Regions from separate parts of the Mus musculus genome. Here region 1 is linked to region 2. The links are chromatin contacts, found by Hi-C in ENCODE. All regions are on one chromosome and are shown on one strand. The core of a region is the stretch at or near the end of the contact, and the rest is flanking DNA. Distances in the headings are between cores, read along the strand shown.

What was found. A loop is a pair of places that touch in the nucleus more often than their neighbours do.
Region 1: a loop to region 2 is called in a map of v-Abl transformed pro-B cells, with 2.8 times the contacts of the local background. The contact joins the promoter of Msantd4 here to the promoter of Alkbh8 in region 2. A Hi-C loop is called at or near these places in 2 of 37 maps with a recorded cell type or tissue (T-helper 17 cell and v-Abl transformed pro-B cells).

The regions. Positions count from the first base shown.
Region 1 is chr9:4,375,292-4,378,972 of GRCm38, forward strand. Msantd4 (Myb/SANT-like DNA-binding domain containing 4 with coiled-coils) reads left to right here and starts at 1,261. Exons shown (of 3, transcript NM_145609.2): 1 at 1,261-1,332.
Region 2 is chr9:3,333,304-3,337,067 of GRCm38, forward strand. It overlaps Alkbh8 (alkB homolog 8, tRNA methyltransferase), which reads left to right and starts at 1,928. Exons shown (of 12, transcript NM_026303.1): 1 at 1,928-1,947.

The DNA of each region.
Region 1 (3,681 bases), core at 11-2,510, 1.0 Mb after region 2:
CCATCCTTCCCATCTGGCAAACTTATATTGGAGAGATAAATTGAAGTAGCTGCGAAGTAACTGCATAGGAAAGGTTACTTTAGAAAATAATTTCTCGGGCAGTGGTGGCACACGCCTTTAATCCCAGCACTTGGGAAGCAGAGGCAGGCAGATTTCTGAGTTCGAGGCCAGCCTGGTCTGCAGAGCGAGTTCCAGGACAGCCGGAGCTACCTGTCTCAAAAAAACAAAACAAAACAAAACAAAAAGACAAAAACAACAACAACAACAACAAAAAACAAAAACCAAACAAACAAGAAAGAAAGAGAGAAGAGAAGAGAGAAGAGAGAAAAGAAAAGAAAAAAGAATTTCCAAAATGAATTCTGATCCTGGGAAAGCCTTACAGGGTGGAAACACAGCAAGGCAAAGGCAGTCCCTAAGACACTAAAGAGTTCAAAAGAACAGTGGAGAGCTGGGGGAAGCAAAAAGGGAGACCATGTTAAAAAAAGCCTGAGAGAAAAGCAGGATTAGGATTTTAAAAGCCTAAAGAGAATTTCCTAATTTGCATATTAGGAATAATTTCCCCCGAGAAACTGTAGGCGTCTCAATTTGACTCTAATTTGAAGAGTGGGCTGTGAGAGGATGGGTATTAGTAATTTTCAGGGAGAACTGGACATTCCTGAAACGGAGGAAGTGGGAAACCAGGTTCACTGACAATGCCAAAGGAGACATCAGCCCGTAGGGCTCTGAAGGATCAGAGGGAGGAGATGGAGAACACTGGAGAAACCGTCCACAAGCCAAATGTTCCATTTTAGGTTAAGAGTACAAAACGAGTCTTTGATTTGAAAACTGCAAAGGCAACGTCAGAGGTTGAGGTCCACGGAGACCGCAGCTAGGTGAATAGGAGAGGAGGACCCAAGGGTTTCCATTTTTCCTTGGCCTTATCGAAGATCAAGGACAGGAGCGGAGTTTGGAGATTGAAAGGCCAGTCTCCATCGGGCGGAGCAGCGAGGCAAGACTGTCTCTAGGGACCAATCCTTTGCTAGAGGACGCTTGATTGACAGGGTCACGTGGCAAAAAGTGAGCGCTGAACGGGAGGCGAATCACTTCGGGGCGTTGTCCAGGGCACTAACCCGGAACCGGTTTGGGACTCGATTCCCATTGTGAGGCCTGGCCTGAGGCGGGCTCTAAGGCAGAGTGGCAATTCCCCCTGGACAAATGGATTAGCTGCAACCCATGAGCAACAGCCATCTCAGCCAATCGGAGCAGGCAGAAGTTGGTGGGCGGGGACTCCATGAAGCATCTCTTTTCCAGCACCCTCAGGGGCGATCCGACAGAGGTGCCCCGGGGTCGCAGGTGAGTGTTGGGTTGCAGCGGAGCAACGGGGACTGGGGAGCTCGAGGGAGCAGAGGAGACTTGGCAGGGTGGGTCTCTGTGGGGTGTCGCCTCGGTGAGCTTTGGTTTTGACATTGAAGAGCGCAGGATCCCGAGGCTGTGGAGTAAAGTCCCACTCATAATTGTCACCTGACTCGGGAGAAGCTCTGGGCCTCTGCAGAAGTGAGGGAAACCTAGGTAGGGCTATTGCTGACCATTCGGAAAGCAATAATAACCCTCCAAGTTGCCTGGACTCTAGTTGGGCGCTGCACCACCTTGACCCCTCCCCCACCGAAAACTCCAGGCTGTGGGATCCATCGTCCCAGAGGCCTCAACTGCACCTTCCCAACGTTACTTCGTAGCGGGAGACCCTTAAGCAAACTTCAGTTGTGTTTATCACCTCAAGTTTTAAAGGAAGGAAAATAATTACCCTGTAATAATATTGAGGAAAGGGAAGTCACTCTTGAAATAAGATTGGAGTGAGACAGGGGTGGAGGGAAGTTTGTAGATTTGGAATGCTTTTCTTCTTAACTACTTAGTGACTCCCTCTCTCCCCCGCCCCCCCCCAAACCTACCCTCTTTCCCTCCCTTCTTTCTTCCTTCCTTCCTTCCTTTCTTTTTTCCTTTCTTTCTTTCTCTCTCTCTCTCTTTCTTTCTTTCTTTCTTTCTTTCTTTCTTTCTTTCTTTCTTTAATTTAGATGTTATTGCCAGTTTTTTTTTTCCAGATCTTTTAGTTCTATGTTAGACAAAAACCTAGAAAGTCCATTCAGTCGTTACAGAGGAAATACCTAGTTTTATCTTACAGTACATCATTGGTAGTTATGTGAGTGCACTGCACAACATTTCTGTTTCTGAACAGTAAAGAATAATTGTGGAAGCCCTCCACAAGTTGGAGGGTTATTTATTCTTCCTTTCCCAATGGTCAGGAAGTTCAGGAAAACAGCTGCTGTCTGTGGTTCGAACACTGGGACCTGAGATTTAGTGACTGACTGTCAAGTTCCTTACTGTAAGAACAGGATGAAAACAATAAAGAGGGGGACGTGTTGGGCATCAAAAATAGTGTAATTGTACATTTTATGACCGGTTCTATCCCTAGCACCAGGAATGGTGCCCCAAATGTAGGAGCTGAGTAAATACCTTTGATGAACTTATTTGGGAGTCTGTTAGAGAAAATCCAAACCTCTCATACACAGCATCAAGGTACTAGGAATGGTACAAAAAGACAGACATATTCATAATCTGCTAGTTTTTGCTTTTGTAAACGCAGCTAACAGATTTTATCTCTGACTGCACTGATGCTCAAATGTTCTTTAACTCAATACTGTCAAGGCTTCAGGTAAAGTCTTTCTCTGGATTAAGTGAAGACTGACCAGAATAAGGGTCCTCTAGAGTAACAGAACTTTTAGAAAGTATGTATGTATGTGTGTATGTATATATATGTATATATATATACATACATATATATGAATGACTTACCAGCTGCAGTCTAATCCAACAGTGGCTGCTAATCCAACAGTGGCTGGCTATAAATGGAGAGTCCAAGAGTCTAGTTCAATTTATGAGGCTGGATGTCTCAGCTGGTCATTAGCATAATCTGGAATCCCAGAGAATTAGGCTCTAATGATAATGAAGGAATGGACTAGTGAGGTGAGAACAAGCAGGCCAAGAGCATAAGTGTCCTTCTTCTGTGTCTCTACATGGGGTTCACCAGAAGATGCGGCCCAGGTTAGAGGTGGATTTTTCCAGCTCAAATGACCTGGATCAAAGGTGTATCTTTCTACCTTAAAGATCTGGATTAGAAATAGATTTTCCTACATGAAATTAAGCAAAAATCACTCAGAGATGAACCCTCCATTTTTTGTGTAATTCCAAGTTGACAAACAAGGATAGCCATCATCATAGGGTTCTAATATCAAGTCCATTGAGGTTAAAAATGCAGTGAAGTGTATTTTATAAATGATAGTTCATTAGTTCAGCATAGTTCAGTTGAAGACAAAGGGATGCCACTTTGTAAACTCCAAGTATAGACAAAAGAACTGTGGGGATGGGCAGGGAAGGCTATGCAGTTGGTAAGAACTACTGAGGAGTTAAAGACACAAAGATCCTGGTTGGTTAAAACACCTCCTATTTTTTGCCATATAGTGGTGCTGTTAGACCAGTCCAGTGAGTTAACTGATCTTGAATTTTGAGAGCAGCAAAATCTGATGGTGTATGCTGTACAAGATTCTATTGTTAACAGCAGTCATTATTTTATTGAAGACTTTTATCCTTATATATTTCAGTAATATATTTCTCCATGTAGGAGGAAAGTTCCTTGACTTGAAAAAACAA
Region 2 (3,764 bases), core at 678-3,177:
AGCTACAGGGGGACATTTATCAAGTAGAGGAGAAAAGGGGGGAAAGAGAGATGACTACATGGGTATAGTTGCCCACATAGACATGGTAGCTCTAAGAGCCAGAGAGACACTTACCAAGTAGTTGAGAATAGTTGAATAGATAAGAATCAAGACTCTAGAATTTATAGCCAAAATGGGTAGGTGGCAAAAGTCAGCAGAAAGAAATTATCCCTACAGACCTTAAGAGATTCAAATAGTCAGCATAATTTAGAGAGACCAGCTACCTTTAAAAGAAACTAATTTGTGTTATTTCTGTGGTGGTTTCTGCACCGGATGAAAAACAAATGAGAACATGACTATGTTGAAGGATATTTAATCATACTGTGTGTACCTTGAGATTATGTGATTTACTGGAAATTTTTTGTTGTGGTGGTGGTGGTGTGGCTCAGTCTTAGCACATACTTTTAATGCAAGAGCTTTCTGTCTGAGTAGTGTAAACAGGATTAAATAAAGTCAAGAGTTAGAGAAAGCAACCACTTGACAAGAAATGACTATAGAATTATTGAGAAAAGAACCAAAGAGAGTAAGAGTATGTCAGAAGGATGGATAGAGAGACACACAGGAAGTAAGAAGGAAGAAAATTCAGTTTAAAAAAGATTTTTTTTAAGGTGGGCATTTTTTAAGGGGTATTCCTTCTGGGACATTGGCTGAGGAGGAAGGTCAACTGGGTACTTTCTCTGCCTCGCAGAGCTAGCAGGCTTTCTTCCCAGCATCTGGTTCCCAAGTCTTCATAGGAAAAATCAAACAACATGACTGCCCCAAGGTATGTTTTGAAGAGGAGGTTTATTGTAGATATGAGGGAGAGAATAGCCAGAAACATCTGGAAGTGTTTATACTGAACATGGCCAACAGACAGAGCTTGGCTTTGGGGGGTTGGGAGGGGGTAAGAGAGAAGAGAGGGATGCAAGTGTACCAAGAAAGAGCCAGGAGTAGAACCAGATAGGAGCCAATAGGCCAAGAGACCCAGTGTCCAAAATAGCTATGTTATATGGAGATCAATAAGTCGGGAAGGGAAGAAGCAGAAAGTTAGTCCCTGAGATGGAAAGGTTTAGGGGAAGGGGAGAGGTGAGCAGTGCTGGGAGGAGCAACAGGTACTGAGTAATGTTGCAGAGAGCTGCAAGTATTTGCATTGATGTTTTAGTAGGCACTTCAGTCAGTGATTTGTCCCTCTTTCTTTGAGGCCTAACAATGTGGAGTTGAGTAAATACTACAAATTAAAAACAATACTGTTACTGTTTTTTTGTCATGAGTCAATCTCATAATAGGGATATAATTATTGTCTTTAATTTTTCTGCCATTTAAACTTTACTTTGAAATATCTTTCCTGAAGTAGATCCAGTTTCTTCTGTTTTAGAGTTTCTACTCTTTCTGGTTTTTTAGATTATATTATAATTTACTCATTGCATTTCCTACCTCCAAACCCTCTCCTATACCCATCGTCCTTGCTCTTTCAAATTCATCACCTCTTTTATTATTAATTGTACATACATACATTAATACAAATTGTACAATGTTTCTTGTATTTAAGTGTTTTCAGGCTGATCATTCATTGTTGGATAAACAATTGGCGTGCTCTTCCCTGGAGAAAAGTATTTCTCTTGCTCTCAGAATTCCTTATTTGCATATTGTTCTTTGTGTAGGGTTTAGACGTTCTCGACTCTTTGCCTGACCACACAAACACAACCGTTTTCATTGTCTTTGTTCAGTTCAGTATAGGCAGTCACACTAGAGAGACTTTATGGGTGTGGCTTCTGATGTTCCCAGGAGACACAATTCACAGTAAACTTCCGTTTCTCCACCTCCATTTTCTCTGCAGTGTTCTAAGCCTGAGGTATAGGAGTTGTGCTGTAGATGTCAGTTGAGACTGAACTCTACAGCTCTGCATTTCGATTGGTGTGGTTTACACAGGTAAGTTCCCTTAAGACTACAGTTATTTGTGAGTATAAGATCAAATGTTTAGCATTTAGTAACGTGATAGTTGTAGGTCCTATTCCAACGATTACTATTCACCCAAATAAAGCAGCCAAATTTTCTGTTTCAAGCAGCAGTTTACAGACATTTGGCGGAGAAAGGGTCAACAAAGAATTTGAGTCCCGAAGGGGGTTGTGGTAGCCCCAGGGACTCATGGGAAATGTAGTACTATTGTCTGCAACATGGCGGCGTCCGGTTGAAAGGGTGTCAGAGCATAGGTGGTCAGGCTGCACCGGGGAAGGCTGGCGATTGACAAAGCAGCTGGGAGGTGAACATTTCTGGTGAGGAGAGAGAAAAGTGTACGCCACCTGATTGGGGCCTGGGGATATGGAGGATCGCAAATCCTGGCTTACTCCTTTCAGCTCCCTGTCTGCTCTGTCCTGACCAGCATGGGCCGACTCAGACCGCGAAGAGTGCAGTTTATGGGTTGGGGAGGTAAGGCCGTTGGGAACCCTGGTAGGATCTAATGTCCTTATGTTTGGCATATGATGGATGCCTAGCGGTGTCTGTATTAGCTGCCATAGGGGTTGAAGACCAACCCTTGCTTTTAGTCGTTTTTCAGCAAGCATCAATTCTGTGAAGCACGGATATGCAAGGCACTCTTGGCCCACATCTGCCTTATATTTTTTTCTTGATCAGTCCTTCTGCTTCTGGGGTCAAGTAGTGTCAGACTGTGGTTTTGATGATTTCGTTTAACGTTTGTCTCTAGCTGTTTAGCAGGTACCCAAGATTGTAGACGAGAGTTTCTGACTCCAACACATGCAGATAATTGGGATACTCACTCGGTGGGTGTTACGGAAATCGCTGAAGATGGCTGCCAAAATTAGAATTACGGAGTTTAATAGCTAAAATGGCAAATTCTGCTTAGGTTTATTTAAATATGTATATTTAATGAGTCGCTACTACATATCACATCCTGTTTAAGTGCTGTGTACTACCCGGTGAATAATACAGACAAAATCACTACTTCATGTACTTAACTTTCTATTCACTTACAGAAGATAACAAACAATGAGTGTAAGAAAAAATAGAGTGTGTAATTCAGAAACGGTAATTTTTTTCTAAGTCTTAATGTTTAACTCTGCTTTCTTTTTAAATAGATAATGTAATTTGGATAGCTTATTAATTCAAAAGACATGTATCACCTGCATGTGTATCTATATACCACCTACATGCCAGAAGAAGGAGTGAGATCTGGAACTGGAGTTGTGAATGGTTTGAATTACTATGTGGGTGCTAGGACTTGAACCCGGGTCCTCTGGAAGAGCAGCTAGTACATATAACCAGAGTCATCTCTCTAGCCACAGCTCTATTTTCTAACTCAGACACGGATACAGTACAGTTGGTACTTGGGGTACTATCCAACAAGATATATTGAGAGTTTACTAGTAGCAGAGCCTTTATTTCTTTGTTCTCGTCTTACCAACAGAGAATTTGCTCAGACTGAAGGCAACTGAACAACTAACTGCGATGGCTAGTATCCTATTTAATAGTGACCTTACTCCTGTCACATGCCAGGTGCATCCAAGCAGCTGTGCACTGACCCGATCCCTGTTCTTCACATCTGAGTAATCAGCCAAGGCCTATTGATCCTGTGGGAACTTTGTTCTCATCCTTGCCCTCCTCTCCTCCCCTCCCCTCCCCTCCCCTCCCCTCCCCTCTCCTTTCCTTTCCTTTCCTTCTATGCCTCCAGTAGAAACTAGGTTAACATTTCTGCTTGCTACAGGTGGATTAGTGCAGGTCTTCTCATTCTG